Linked DNA regions of Homo sapiens: regions 1 and 2 are each linked to region 3. Evidence: chromatin loops called from intact Hi-C (ENCODE). Cell type or tissue: PC-3. All regions are shown on one strand.

Region 1 (5,000 bases), 190 kb after region 3:
TTTCTGACAGGATATCTTTATCTCATTTAATATTTCTACTTTAATTTCTATATTTGTTGTTAGTAATGGAATTCTTTCTTATTGTCTTTGCCTGATATGTTTGCCCACGTTTTAATTTTTTAATGTATTTTTTATTTAGTAATTTCATAGTAGGTGGGTGTTTGGAAAATGTCACGTAGGTGGATTTCCCTTCTCTTATACAATCTAAAGATACTCTCTTTTAATGAAGGGGATTCCCCCAATTGCATTTATATTCATGAACATATTTGATCATTATTTCACCACCTTTTCTAAAATTTCTCCTTATGTTTCCTTCCTCCCTCCCTCCCCCTCCCTCCCTTCCTTCCTTTTTTCCTTCCTTCCTTTTTAATGCCTTTTATTATATGACTATATGATTTTTACTTTTACCTTCTCCAATATTTTTGAAGGAATCTATCATTATTTTAAATCTTTTTTTTTTTTTTTTTTTTTGTGAGACAGAGTCTCACTCTGTCGCCCAGGCTGAAGTGCAGTGATACCATCTCGGCTCACTGCAAGCTCCGCCTCCTGGGTTCACGCCATTCTCCGGCCTCAGCCTCCCGAGTAGCTGGGGTGGCCGCCCGCCACCACGCCCGGCTAATGTTTTGTAGTTTTAGTAGAGACGGGGGTTTCACCGTGTTAGCCAGGATGGTCTCGATCTCCTGACCTCGTGATCCACCCGCCTCGGCCTCCCAAAGTGCTGGGATTGCAGGCGTGAGCCACTGCGCCTGGTCTATTTTAAATCTATTAATTGTTACTTTAGTTTAGAAATCTTCTCCAACCCAGAGATGGCCAGTGTGTAATGTCATTCTCTCCTTTTCCAGTGAAGACCGTATAAATGAATCAGAGCAGTTTCCCATTGAGCCTGATATGACCCCAGCAAAGCCCTAGGGCAGTCATTGCCAATTAAGAAGGGTTGGAACACAAGCTGAAATCTACTTCCCATTCTTACTTTTTTCTATTTATTGAGTTAAGCCAGTTGATCCCAAATGTTGCTGCACATTGGAAGTGGCAGAGGAGCTTTCGGGCACCCCATACCAATTAAACGAAACCATCGGAGGGTGAAAGCCAGGCATCAGTGGTTCATAAAGATCCCCAGCTGATTCCAATGCACAACATTTGACAACTATTGAGTTTAAGAACAATTTTAGATTGTTCTTAAACTCAGTATTTTAAGACTTACCCTGCCACCTCTCTGTCATCACTCATGTAATCAAAACGAAAGTGAACTTTTTTGCTCTCCCTCTCCCTTTTCTTCTTTCCCTTCTATCTTCCCACCCGCTCTTCTTTTTTCCTTCCAACCATTATATATCTTCTAATTTAAAAATGAGTTTTGAAATTGGCATCCACTTTTATAATAACATTTACAAAAATTAATTTGGATATCTCTCAATTCTAAATGGTTGAATGTTTGCAGCCAGATGGTTTATACAATTATCTTCATATTTCGAAACTTTGAAAATTTTGTTTTTTCTCTCAGGCATTTCAATTACAGCTTCAAATAATTTTTTCTAAGAAGTTCACATGAATGATACATTGCATATTTGTGAGTAATTTCTTCTGTTGCCTTCACACACAAAATTTGGCTACGTACAAAATTCTTACATGATAATTGTTTCTTTTTTTTTTTTTTTTTTTTTTTTTGACGGAGTTTCACTCTGTCGCCCAGGCTGGAGTGCAATAGCACAATCTTGGCTCACTGCAACCTCTGCCCCCCCCGGGTTCAAGTGATTCTCCTGCCTCAGCCTCCCGAGTAGCTGGGATTCTAGGCATGTGCCACCACGCCCGGCTAATTTTGTATTTTTAGTAGAGACGGGGTTTCTCCATGTTGGTCAGGCTGCTCTTGAGCTCCCGACCTCAGGTGATCCACCTGCCTTGGCCTCCCAAAGTGCTGGGATTACAGGCGTGAGCCACCATGCCCGGCCATTGTTTATTTTTAAAATTCTATAGACATTAGTCCACTGTCTTCTGGTATGTCAAGTTGCAGAAAAGGTATTTGAGGTCAGTCTTATTTGCATTCCTTTCAATCTATTCATTTATTTTGCCAAGAGGCTCATAAATCCCCTTCATTCTTTTAAGTTTTCAAGTTTGGCCAGGATGTACTTTCATTTGGGTCTTTCAAAATTCATTTTGCTTCGAGGTAGTGGGTGCTTTCAATCAGTAAGTACAGATCTTTTTTTTCAGCTCAGAAATGTTTTTCTCGTCTTCGCTTTGGTTTCTCTTCTATTTATACTGATCTAAGAACACCAGTGATCTGTGTTTGCTCTCCATCACATATCTTCCATATCTATCCTCTGTTTGCCATTTAAATCTCTTTGATTTTGCTTCTGCAATCCAGGAACACTTTTCAAGTTTAACTTTCATATGACTAATTCGAAGTTTCACAGCATCATTCAGATTTTTTCTAACACTCATGTAAATTACATTTTTCCATTGCATTTTATACCCAAGGCTTTTTTATGTTTTTGTTTGTTTCTTTGTTCCATTTTTAGGGCACCCTGTTCTTGTTTCATGTATACAAATCTTTTATATTTTGAAAGATACTAATTACAGTTTACTTTGTAATGTTTTCTTTTCCCTGCACATTGCCTTTTTCATCCAGGTTCCTTTTTTCTCTTGTTTTCTCCTCCCCCGCTCCCCACCATACTACCTGCTTTTCTTGGATTTATGGAAAACCTTGATTGTTTGCTTATGTTAAAGAGCAGAGGGCTAAACAGCTGCCTGAAACTCTGAGTGCCTAGATGCAGACTGTCCTCTGTGAATCACTGAAGAGTGCTTACCATTCCCATTGTCAATACAGTGATCGCTTAGTATAAGCAGGGATTGGTCCAAAACTCCTGTGGAACCAAAATCCACAGATGCTCAAGTCCTCTGTATAAAATGGAGTGTAGTATTTGCATATAACCTGTGCACACCCTCCTGTTTAACTCATCTTTACATTACTTATAATACCTAATACAATGTAAATGCTATGCAAATATTTGTTATATTTTATTGGGTTTTTTTATGTGCACCATTTTTTTTCCTGAATATTTGCAATCTGCAGTTCGTTGAATCTGTGGATGAGGAACCACAAAAAAGGAGAGCCAACTATATGTTGGGGGCTTTCAGCACCATGGGCTGATCATGTCCCCTAGAGAAGACTCATCCATCTCTTTCATGAGAAATAAAGTTCCATTCTGGGAGCCAATGGAAGAAGAAACTAGTGCTCAGCAGTCAGTATGCAAACAGATACTTAATCTTCCTATTTTTGGTACAAAACCTGAGAGTTCTCCATTGTTGTCTTTAAGCTGAGAGTTTCTATTTTACCCTGTCTATAATATAAACCTCCAGGCTTCTGCTGGGGATAAGAGATGGCATCCAGTGGCAATCTAAGGGAGAGGGAAGGCACAGAGATCTAGTTTCTTCCTAATTTTCTCAATCCTCCTAATCTTTTGTCCTGCACTCTTTCATCCTGGCTTCTAGAAGGACTAGTGCTGCTAATTTCTGAGTCTCTGGAGGGGGACTGCAGTGTAAATTGGGTTAGTTCTCAGCTTTCCCTACCTACAGTTGAGGATTCCGCTTTCTCAGATCTGTTAAGTCTGTTTCCATATGTCTGTCTGTTTTATGGCATCAAAATTTTGCCACTTTTTCTTTTCTTCCGTTTTCTGTACCTATGTGGGCTGCTATATGAAAACAAGACCAAACAAAATCTCTCTATTATAGTGTTATAAGGGTTTGCCGAGGGAGCAAAATTAGATGTGTTTGTTCAAAGCTCCATCTTTACCTGGAAGTCCCATTTAGATCTTTTTAGATCTTTGGGGCTCCTTGTTAATTTCACTAATCTAAATTATAATTTCACCTTTAATCTGAGCTATCTTTCTCCTTAAGCTCCTAATTTCTAGTGGCCTGTCTTTTGGCATTCTTTCAAGGATTCCCAATGGTTTCTTGATAATATCTTCTTAATCGTGTCATAGATCATTTTCAGAGATGAACTCCTTTGAGCCAAATATTCCCATTTCTTTATGCTATAATGTTTTCACCAGCCTCATTTGTGTTTCTAGTATCTTTACCGATGCTAGAACATGGATAAATATATCCAGACTTCATGTTTATCAAGACAGGGTGAGTGAATTACTCTCTTTGCCTAGCTGTTTGATGGTTGAACTCCCTTCTCAGATCTTGAGCTGGAGGGAAGGTTGACACAAATATCTTCTAGTCTAATTTTCTGTCCCTATCAGAGTTTTTAGGGTGTCACTGCTCTATCAGGGTGTCATTTCCTCCATCACCTACTGCCTGGTTATTTGGTATTCAAGTCGGCTTACTGCTTGAAAAACAAGAGATTGTGCTGCTGCAATGATTGTTATCTGCCTATTTCTTCCCATAGACTTTACCTATGAGGATTTTAAGATCTTCCTCTCCCAGCTTATCTATGCTGCTGCCTCTTCTCCCTCCTCCTGTCCAGTCTATCTCACAAATGCAGTTGTTTACAGGGGTTTTCATTCTCAACATGGATGTAGAAGGATAAGATGGGAAGGAGGGCCAAGGCCAACAGGACTCTGCTTATTTCATAGAATAACATCATATAGTAAAGGTGGAAAAAATACTTAGCTTTTCTAATTGGGCCATAAAAACATCTTTCTTTTTAAAAAATCATCTCTATGAAACCTGAGTAGATGTTTCTCATCCAGATCTATTTCCTTATAATGCACATCAAATTTTTTTTCAATTCTGGCATGAGTTTTCTTGCCCATCTTAGTTTTGGAGCAGAAATCTGAGCTTTTAGTTTTTCTGTGGCTTCATGAAACACTTGCCCTACTTCCCAACTCAGCATATAGGCTTAGTTCAGAAGCTCGTCCCCTCCTGGTCACAAGATGATGACACCTTTCAGGGTATGTCTTCTTATAACCATATCCGAAGGTAGGAAAGGCAGCTTCTCCCTCAGTGTGTCTTTTTATCAGAGGGGAAAATCTTAACCAGGAGCTTCCCAGCATCCTTCTTTT
Region 2 (5,000 bases), 80 kb after region 3:
TAACAGCCATGAGAATTAAGCTCTAGGCTGGCTCTGCCACCACTAACTTTTTGTATGGCCTTGGGCAATTCATTAAGCCTTTCTGGGCTTCCATTTCCTATTTATAAGAGATAATATCTGAGTTTCCTTTTGGATTGCAAATGTTATTACCATGACCTTGTAATCACTCATTGAACAATTCTGAGAGCCCACTATGTGCTGGGCACTTATTTTGAAATTCCTTCCAAATAGTATGACTGAAGCCGGACTTGTCTTTATTTAACCCAGGAGTCCTGCCTCTCCAATCCACTGCATAGCACAGGAAAACATGGACACACATGTGCACACACACACACACACACACACACTTAAATACACTTTATCTCTGCTACCCACCACCTCTATGTCCTGGACATCCCACAGACCTGTTGAAGGGATGCATGGTTAGCAACCTAGAACACCCAGCACGGCACACATCACTGTCTGAGAAGAATGAGAAGGTGGGCCCCGCAGCTATGGGCTCTGCACACCCTGGTGGGATGCATCTAGCTCGAACAAGGACAGGTCTCCCTGGTTGAGTTCTTCAGAGACACCCCCACGATGCATATCATAGCCCTTGTGCGATGGCTCCATTTCAGTGGGCACAAAGCAGCTACTTTATGGGGGAGCTAGCAAAAAAAATCAATCATTTCCATATGTTTTCCAAGTATATTCTCTCAACCAAACATGTCAGACACCTTCCCACTGATATGCTTTTCCAGTTATTACATCATCTGCAAAGTAAATATCTTAATCAGTTAAACTTATTGCAATTGAATATTTAATTCCTGCCACTGTACAATTTAAATAATCTCTTCCAAATAATTTGCTTATGGTCATCAGGCTTACATAAGGCCCTCACAGAATGTGTCTCTGTCAAAGCACAACAACTTCTTTTGCTGATGGCAGGCAGACCATATGTAGAGGGGCATTTCCAGCCCTATCCCAGCATAATATCATAGGTGCTGGAGGTACAGTGGTCAACAGACAAGCAGGCATTTCTTTATGGCAATGTAATGAAAGAGAAGAAAATCTAGAGCGGAGGAAAACACAGTGATTTGATGTATTTTAAGGTGGGCCTTAAAAGAAAGTAAATTTGCCATATTATTCTCAAGAGAGTTATGATTTAAAATGTAGTATTTAAAACAGACTTGCAAATAGAGGGAAAAAAATTCTGCCCCACCTCTGCTGAGTGGTTGACGAAAAGCAGGTTTAAGATCTAGCAGCAAATTGAACTTTAGAAATGATCAGCTGAAGCCCTGTGAAGTCCAGCACCTTTGCTCGTGTCTTCTGTCAGAGAAGGGAATTGTGTGCACTTTATATGGCAAACCAGAGTCTCTTCCTTTTGGTGCAGAGAGTGGGTTTCGCCTCATAGGGAGCTTTTGCTATTCTTTCCTCTGCATTCTCCTAAGGCTTGTGCTCAGAATGGGAGGGCCTCCCCCGGCCTCCCGGTCCCCTTTTCCCACAGCCCTAGATTCTGTGTCCCTTACTTCCTGACAGTGATCAGCCACTAGGTTTCTTGTGTGTCTTTTGTGAAGGCAGGAAACACAGAGGAGGTGCCTTGGAGACGGAGGGCTGCTTTCCCAGTGGCACTGCCTCTGCTCCACCCCTCCTGGCCCCATCTTAGGCACTCTGCCAAGGGCACCGGGGCAGCCGTGTGACTGAACGTGGTCCTCAGACACACAAGAATATCCCTGTTCCCACCCTGGCTACACCAGTATCAGCCTGCTAGAGCCAGTTCTGTTCCCTTAAAACTAGATGTGGAGTCACAAGGGCTCACTGGATGCAGAGATTCTGCAGAATCCACATTTAGACATTTACGACATGCCAGGCACACAAAAAAAGCCAGGATTGCATGCTTCACACTATCTTGTTTAAACTAGTGCTCCCAGCCAAGAGTCTCACAAAAATCGTCAGCTTTTAATTGCTTTGTTTTGCTCTTAGCCATGGTCTCAACTCAAATAATGGAAGTAGGAAGGTATCTGTTAAAAAAATTAGTTTTGCTTGATATAACAGAAACACCCCAGTAATAGTGACTTACACATATAGAAGTTTAACTTTTGCTCACATAAAAAAAAGTTGACATTAACTCAGGCTCTTTGTAGTTCATCTCCCCATTATTTATAGAGTGTGGAATTAAACCAGCTTTCAAGCTTTTTGGTCTCCGGATCCCTTTACCCCCTCAAAAGTCATTAAGGCCTGCAAAGAGCTATTGTTTATGTAAGTTACTATAGTAAAAATTAAAACCGAGAAATTTTTTTACATATTTTCATTTTAAAATACAAATAATAAACCTACTGCATGTTAGCAATAACACGGATTTGTGAAAAATAATTATGTTTTCTAAGACAAAAAAATTAGTGGGAAGAATAACCTTTTTACATTTTTATAAATCCCTATCTGGCTTAATAGAAGACATTTTGAATTTCATATACGCCACTGTATGCAATCTGTTGCAATATATTCATAGTTTTGGTTGAAATTTATGAAGAAAATTCTAGACTTGAAATAGATATATATTTGGAAAAGGGAGGATTCTGTGGGCCTCCTGAGCAAGGCTTTTGTTCTCTGTATCCTCAGCCTATACTTTGAGAATTGCTGTCTTAAATCCCATAGTCTAAAATAGCTGCTGGAGCTCCAGCCATTATATTCATATCCAAGGTATCACGATAGAGGAAAGACTGAAGGAAGAATTGGTACTCTTCGTTTAAAGAGAATTCCTGGAAGGCACACACACAGCATTCCTGCTTACATCTCTGTGGTCAGGGCTTTCACATGGCAACATCAAGCCACAAGGGAAATGTTTTAGTGGGGCAGTGATGTGTTCAGCTAAAACTTTCTTATAAAGAAAGGGAGAACGGCTACTGAGAAGCAATTAGTAGTCTCTGCCACAGGAAGCGCGAGTTAAAAGCATTCCAATGACCATACACTTCATCTGTCGTTTCCATGGCTGCAGATGGTCAAAACACCACAGAGTCCTGAGGAGTTCCCTGGGAAGAAATTATTGTTTACTTTGCCAAATGATTCATCTGTGGTGTTCAAGTGGATTTTAAAGTGTCTACGAGGGGCAGGGTGTGGGATGGGAGTTTAAGGGGCAGGATATGGGGAAAAAGGCAGCAAGATCTGGGCTGATCAGAAGTCCCTCCAAAGAAGTACTGACCAGAACCATGTTGTGAAATGGAAATGAAAAGTCCCAAGAAAAGAAAGGCTCTCCTGGCAAGATGTCACTGCAGCTATACAGACATTCCTCTGTTTCGAGAGACTGACTGACACTCAAAGAATAGCTGTCAAGGACAAAATTTATTGGAAAAAAAGGAAAATGTTTTCTCTCTAACAAGAAGTAAACACCACAGGATTTTCCAGTTAATAAGAAAGTGTTAAGAAACGAACATAACATACTTTCACTCAGCGTTTGCTTTGTGCCGCCAAGATTCTATGCACTTTACATGTATTATTGACTCTTTTGATCCTCACGGCAAACCTAAGGGGAAGATACTATTAGTATCCAATTTTTCTAATAAGAAAATCGAAGCAGAGGGAAGTTAAGTGACCTGTCTGAGATCACCCAGTTGGGAAGGTTGTATTTGGCTCTATAGTCTATATTCTGAAACTACTAAGCTACACTCACTTATATTTTGAAAAGGAGCTTGGAGCCAAGGTTGAAGCCTGAGGAAGTCCATTGGATGAGATAAAACTTTATCACAACATAATTTAGTACTCTTGAAATTTACTGTTAGGCCCTATATTACCTGTAACTGGATATTATAGTTTGTTTGCATGTGCCTTTCAATTTTCCCTGTGTTTAAAAGGAGATATTAGCATTACTAAAAAGTGATATCTCTATATAAGGATTGGTAGTGCATTAAGGAAATCCTCATGTACTTTCTCCTCATTTCTTTCAGTAACCCAAACCTAACGAGGCATACTTCATCACAGCCTGTGGCTTCATATTCACCTTCCATCACTAACCCAGCGGCAGCTACCTAAAACGTGAGCGTGGTGCCTAGCAGGAAGTAATCAGCCTTGTGGGATGTATTTTAATCATCCAAACCTTTCAGCAGAAGGTGCAAATTGGTAGCCTGCGGCTAAAATTTTGCTTATGGACATGCTTTATTTGGTTCATAAAATATAATTTTAGAAAACAGATTTTTTCCTGGCCAAAATTCAAAATCTAGATTTTACCTAAGAATCCAGAGGAGATACTTTGCCTTTTAGATAGGCCATGTTCTCCCTGGTTCAGCTTGGCCCCCAATACTCCAACCTCTTAAAAGTGGCTTTTTCCTGCAAGTATGTTACCTGTCTGTCCCCTGAAGGCATTTGAGTTTGCAGCCTTTTCTTTACAGGTATTAAACTTCAAATCATACTAAACCCTATATTTTATTGTAGCAGAACCTGTTCTGGAATTACTCCACCTGCAATTTCCACTTGAACTAATTATGCTGTCACAGCTTATCCACATGGTGGGTTCTGCAATCAATGGAAACACAGAAGTTATGATTCCAAACTGCATGTGGGTAGATAAATGATGGGCTGAAAATGATGGGATAGGATAGAACCACAAAATAATGGGATAAATATCTGGAGTTTGATAATACAGATCCTGGCACATAGTTCTAGAGTTTAAACAGTTATTGCTGAAGGTTTGATGGTGCACAGGCAGAGGTTTACTAAAGCTGCTAGGACTTCTGTTTTGCCTTGACTATCACCATCATCACTGATAACAGTGACAATCAGTCATTGATGCCATTCACCAAGTATTTCTGGCTATGTGACTTCAGGTATATAAGAGGATTACATTTCCTGCCCCTTGAAGTTTGGGTGGGGGCATGAGACTAGTTCTGTGGAATGAGGTGTGAGCAGAGCTGATATGTGTCCCTTTGGGCCAGATCATGTAACTGGCAGGCTAAGACCTTCCAGAGTAATCTTTCCTCTGACATGGTGACCAGCAGGTTTTGAGATGGTGGCAGCTCTAGTAGCCTAGG
Region 3 (5,000 bases):
GTTAATCTGTCTTTTACTGTAGGAGTGTAGGCCATGACCCTTACGATGGGTGAGGAAGGGCCTTACACCTTTTCCACCCCTACCCTACTATAGTATAATGTGCGCTACAGTGAATCACACAGACCCACTCCCCCTTCAGGACTGAATACTCATCCGGTGATGCTGGTATTGTTGGCAGCTGAGAATCTCATCTGAGCCACTAACCAGGAATTACCCTCAATGGAACAGAGCCTCATTGCCCAAGATTGGACCTCATTCATAGGGCAGCCCACATGCCCACATTCAGTGAGTGGTCTATGTGTGTGAGGGAAGGAATAAAGGCCCAGACCCCTTGCTTGAAGGCTGATCAACTCTGAATGTCCATCACAGTTATGGAAAACCTTTGTTGCAAAAGTGTCCCTTCCCAACTCCTTTCTCCACGTAACCCTACTTCACTTCCACACAAGAACTGATTTTGAGCACATTCACCAATAAATTTACACATATGAATCTCCTTCTCATAGTCTGTTCTGCAGATAATCCAACCTAAGAAATAAGGTAATAAAAGAACTGTTAAAAATTCACAGACACGATGCTTTACATGGAAACGAGGGCTCAGGTAATGAGTGATAAACAGACCTAGAGATAATATGAATGCTTGAATAGATGAAGGAATGTATTGTAAATGACTCCAGTTATTTTCAGAAAAACACCCAAAAGGGTGAATTAGCAGAAAATGGAACCAAATAAATAGCTGATAGTAGCTTAGTGATAGTGGCTCATATGGGTCTGATACAATGGCCAAAACGTCTATTGAAGCCTGTGAGCAGGATTCCTGAAAGCCTAGGAGAGTTAACAGGAACTTCCAGCATCTTGAGAAGGAAGCTGTATTAGTCCATTCTTGTGCTGCTATGAAGAACTGCTTGGGACTAGGTAATTTACAAAGAAAAGAGGTTTAAAATTGACTCACAGTTCTGCAGGGTTGGGGAGGCCTCAGAAAACTTACAATCATGGTGGAAGGCACCTCTTCACAGGGTGGCAGGAGAAAGAATGAGTGCAAACAGGGAAAATGGTAGACACTTATAAAACCATCAGATCTCATAAGAACTCACTATCACAAGAACAGCAAGGGGGAAACCACCCCCATATTTCAATTACCTCCTACCGGGTCCCCCCGAAACACTTGGGGATTATGGAGATTACAGTTCAAGATGAGATTTGGGTGGGGACACAGTGAAACCGTATCAGAAGCCATTGCAAGAAAGGCAAACCCCCTCATGTCTCATATTCTAGCTAAAAGAAAATCATTTTAATTTTGCATTCTACTTGACAGTACATTCATATTGTTTTTTTATTAAAAATATGTTTTAGATTAATTTTCATTAAGAAAAAGTATTTTCTTACCATCTCTTTGGCTAAAGAATGGGATGTTAATCCACTGGGTCCTTCAGCTTTATCCAGGCAATTTCTCTCCACTGCCGAAGGTTTATAATTGTTATTACAAATTGAGAAGTTAGTCATCTAAATATGTATTACAAATGGCAATCGTTTACTTTTTTATAACTTTATGAGCAAAGAGCTGAGTGTGGTGACTCATGCCTGTAATCCTAGCATTTTGGGAAGCCAAGGTGGGAGGATCACTTGATCCTAGGAGTTCAAGACCAGCCTGGGCAACATAGGGAGAACTCGTCTCTACAAAGAATAAAAAAATTAGCCACATGTGGTGGCTCACACCTGTGGTCCCAGCTACTCAGGAGGCTGAGGTGTGTTGAGCCCGGGAAGTTGAGGCTGCAGTAAGCTATGATGGCAACATGGCAACAGTGTACTCCAGCCTGGTCGACAGAACAAGGCTCCCCTGCCAAACAAAACAAAACAAAACTTTATGAGCAAAACCAGAGTAATCACCAAGGAAACACCCATTAAATTGATTCAGCTGTTCAGCAAATATTTATCTAGTGACTACTATGTGTCAGGTTCTATTTTAGGTTATACAGCAGTAAATGAGAGAAGCAATACCTCTGCTCTCCTGGAAGCTACACCCAGGACTGAGATTTCCAGAATGTGGCCAAAGGGGCTTTAGTACAAATTTTCATACTACTGTTGGTGAACATTTCAGTAGTCTTTCTCCTGTGAGGTCATGTCACTTCTGACATGTGATGATCAGTAAGCATTTTTGATCCACTCATCAGTTTCGAGTATGCCCTGCAGAATTACTCAAAGGATATTTTAAGTGATGAAAAATTGCTGAGAGTGTTGCTTATTTATTTCTAACTCTATAATTTTCATCAAATTTACAAACTAAGAGTGGTTATCCACAGAATCAATTCTCATTACCCAACTCTCAAACTTCATTTTTGTTATAGCCATTTTGCCATATGCAATGAAAGCCTCCGCAGTTTTGCCTTGAAGGTACTGATTGTGAATAAGAGCTCTAAAACAAAATAAATCTCTGCTTACCTCACCAAAAATTTTAAACTCTCCTTAAGTTATAGTTAAGATAAACAATGAATTCATTCTTCTAAGCTTTTGCCTCTAGTTCTGATATCTTTTTAATATTTTTTTCTCTGTAAGGTAAAATAATTCAGCCTTGAGAAAAATTTATCCTTTACCTTTTCCTACCTAAATCAATGTGCATCTGTGTAGTTGATGAAGTTTTCAAAATTACTTCTCATTTTATTACAAATGACCTCACCTAAAACCATTGGCTTTTAGTTTTAATGTTTGTGTCAATCAGGTTTCTAGAAAGAATCACATGGCACACTTTAACCAGGTTAAGTGATGAAACTTTACTACAGAAACCACTTACTGGTGTGGGCAGCTTTAGGCAACCCAACAATGGCAGGTGCAGTTAGAGCTAGCAAGATGGGAAGACATTACATCCCTACTAAGACTGATATAGAAAGGGCCACCTGACATATCATGAACACTAGCCCAGCAGAGATGCAGCCAATCCATAGCAACGTGGCAGAAAGAGAGCTGGGAGACTAAGTACACCCATCTCATATCCTTCCACATCTATCTCCTACAGGTACATTTCACTGATCAAGCCCACTTGGAGGCAGAAGGCAGAAAGTCCTGTGAAACTCCTGTAGCTAAGAGTTTGTGTGGAAAAGGGTGGAGGGTGGATCTGAAGGGACGTAGGGAATGTGTCCAGCACACTGTTGTTTTAATTTTTTTCTGAAATAATTTATTCTTTTCCCCATCCTATTGAACATTATGCAAAAAAATCAAGAGTCAGACTGTGAGGTGAAGTGTTCACCATGAAGGATGCACCTTCAAGTATGCAATGGCGTGGACTGTGAACATCGCCTCTGGCCATTTTGCCATCCTAGATTTGGCTCCGTCCATCAAGCTTACTTGAGGAACAAGTATTTCTAAAGTCTCTTTGGTGTGGCTTGATCCCTCAATACACATGACTCTCACTAGATAACAAAGCCCTTCATTACTTTTGAACCAGATAGACGTTTGCTAGACTATTAGGAGTTGCTAGGGCTAGGCGCGGTAGCTCATGCCTGCAATCCCAGCACTTTGGGAGACTGGGGCGGGTGGATCACCTGAGGTCAGGTGTTCGAGACCAGCCTGGTCAACATGGTGAAAGCCCCTCCCTACTAAAAATACAAAAATTAGCTAGGCGCAGTGGTGGGCGCCTGTAATCCCAGCTACTTAGAGGCTGAGGCAGGAGAACGGCTTGTACCCAGGAGGGAGAGGTGGTGGTGAGCCGAGATTGCACCATTGCACTCCAGCCTGAGTGACTTGCTAGGAGTGTTTGAAAAGTTTTACTTATCTCTTAAAGTCGATTTTTGTTGCGCAGAGTAACCAAACTTTCGTGCAAAATATCTATTGATATCATCATTAAAATAAGAATGCTGACCAGAAAGGACTATTACTATACTCAATTTGGCATTTTTTGTTTTTCCTAAACACGGCTATAATATTTATATTCATATTATTATTAAAATATTATAATTATCTATTTAAAAGATTAAAATCAGGTGCTAGACTTATATCATAGAATAGGATATAGAAACAGTCTCAGGCATATGAACCATTTACAAATGACATAAGTTTAGAAACAGGTAGTTGGAGAGTCTGCTTTCTGAGTTTATATTTGCAGGTCCAAACTGGTGGTGAATAACACTGGAGAAAAGATGTGAAAAATCAAGTCCTGTTTTCACATTTCTTTCGCTAATATTTTTTCAATCATCTTAAAACAGTCATATCAACATATTAACCCATTTCAAATAGTGCCACTTTTCCAGATTATTCAAGAGGACAAGTCATGCTGCTTCTGCCTATATTTTGTGCTGTACAGAAGAGCCCCAGAGTTTTACTATCATCTCATCCTGTCCCTAGCATCCCCGGGAAAGCTTCTTTAATTCCTGTACACTTGATCTCAGGGACCTTTGAACAAAATAATTGGAATAAAATAACACACCAAAGGTCTAAATGCTGTTGCCGTTCCCAAATGGGAGACCCTCTTGACAACTGTTGACTGAGAATTTCCCCCAAATGTTACAAAGCAAAATGAAAACTTCAGCTTTAGAACTAAGTAGGTCAATCCAAAATGGTGAGTCAAGAGCCCATAAAAGCAAGCCCAGAATCAGAATCCTAACCCAGGAAGGGCTGGCTAATGAGCTTCCAGATTCAGTTCCAATCAAGAGATTAGAGAGGAGCTGCAGTCAAAGCCTGGCAATTAGCATGTTTGAAGCTGTGGCAAAGACAATAACATTAGCAAAGCTAAGAGAAGAAAGGGTTAACAGAAATCTCTGAGTGGTAGAGTGAGGGAAAAGAGGATGGGACCAAGAAGTTAGCCTGTCTAGTCCCTAGGAGGTGTCCTCACCAGAAGACTTCATCATCTCGCTGGCTGATGCTCTCCTCGGTGGGGGAAGAATATGTTTCAAGCACTCTTAGCTGAAGAACCCTTCATTAAGAAAACCTAATTCCTCTTTGTTTGTACTTAATATTCCCCAAGTAATCTTGACTGTAGGTTACATTTCCATCTGTTTGCCTCAGGGAGAAAA

The links. Peaks named below come from ENCODE experiments on the same cell type or tissue, not always from the same donor. Only the 100,000 strongest peaks of a DNase experiment are listed, where the experiment ranks them.
Region 1: a loop joins it to region 3, with 7 times the contacts of the local background. A loop is called at or near these places in 4 of 110 quality-filtered maps.
Region 2: a loop joins it to region 3, with 7 times the contacts of the local background. A loop is called at or near these places in 10 of 110 quality-filtered maps.

The regions. Positions count from the first base shown.
Region 1 is chr2:204,337,285-204,342,284 of GRCh38, reverse strand. No RefSeq gene overlaps it. Among named protein-coding and RNA genes, the nearest start is that of PARD3B, 210 kb to the left of the region's middle. In PC-3, no CTCF peak of the experiment used is centred here; a DNase peak (open chromatin) is centred at 2,064; H3K4me3 peaks cover 1,544 bases; H3K27ac peaks cover 1,970 bases.
Region 2 is chr2:204,450,622-204,455,621 of GRCh38, reverse strand. No RefSeq gene overlaps it. Among named protein-coding and RNA genes, the nearest start is that of PARD3B, 92 kb to the left of the region's middle. RefSeq lists enhancers at 1,088-1,588, 2,494-3,693. In PC-3, no CTCF peak of the experiment used is centred here; a DNase peak (open chromatin) is centred at 2,941; H3K4me3 peaks cover 432 bases; H3K27ac peaks cover 1,641 bases.
Region 3 is chr2:204,530,743-204,535,742 of GRCh38, reverse strand. No RefSeq gene overlaps it. Among named protein-coding and RNA genes, the nearest start is that of PARD3B, 12 kb to the left of the region's middle. In PC-3, no CTCF peak of the experiment used is centred here; DNase peaks (open chromatin) are centred at 1,582 and 1,912; H3K4me3 peaks cover 619 bases; H3K27ac peaks cover 1,829 bases.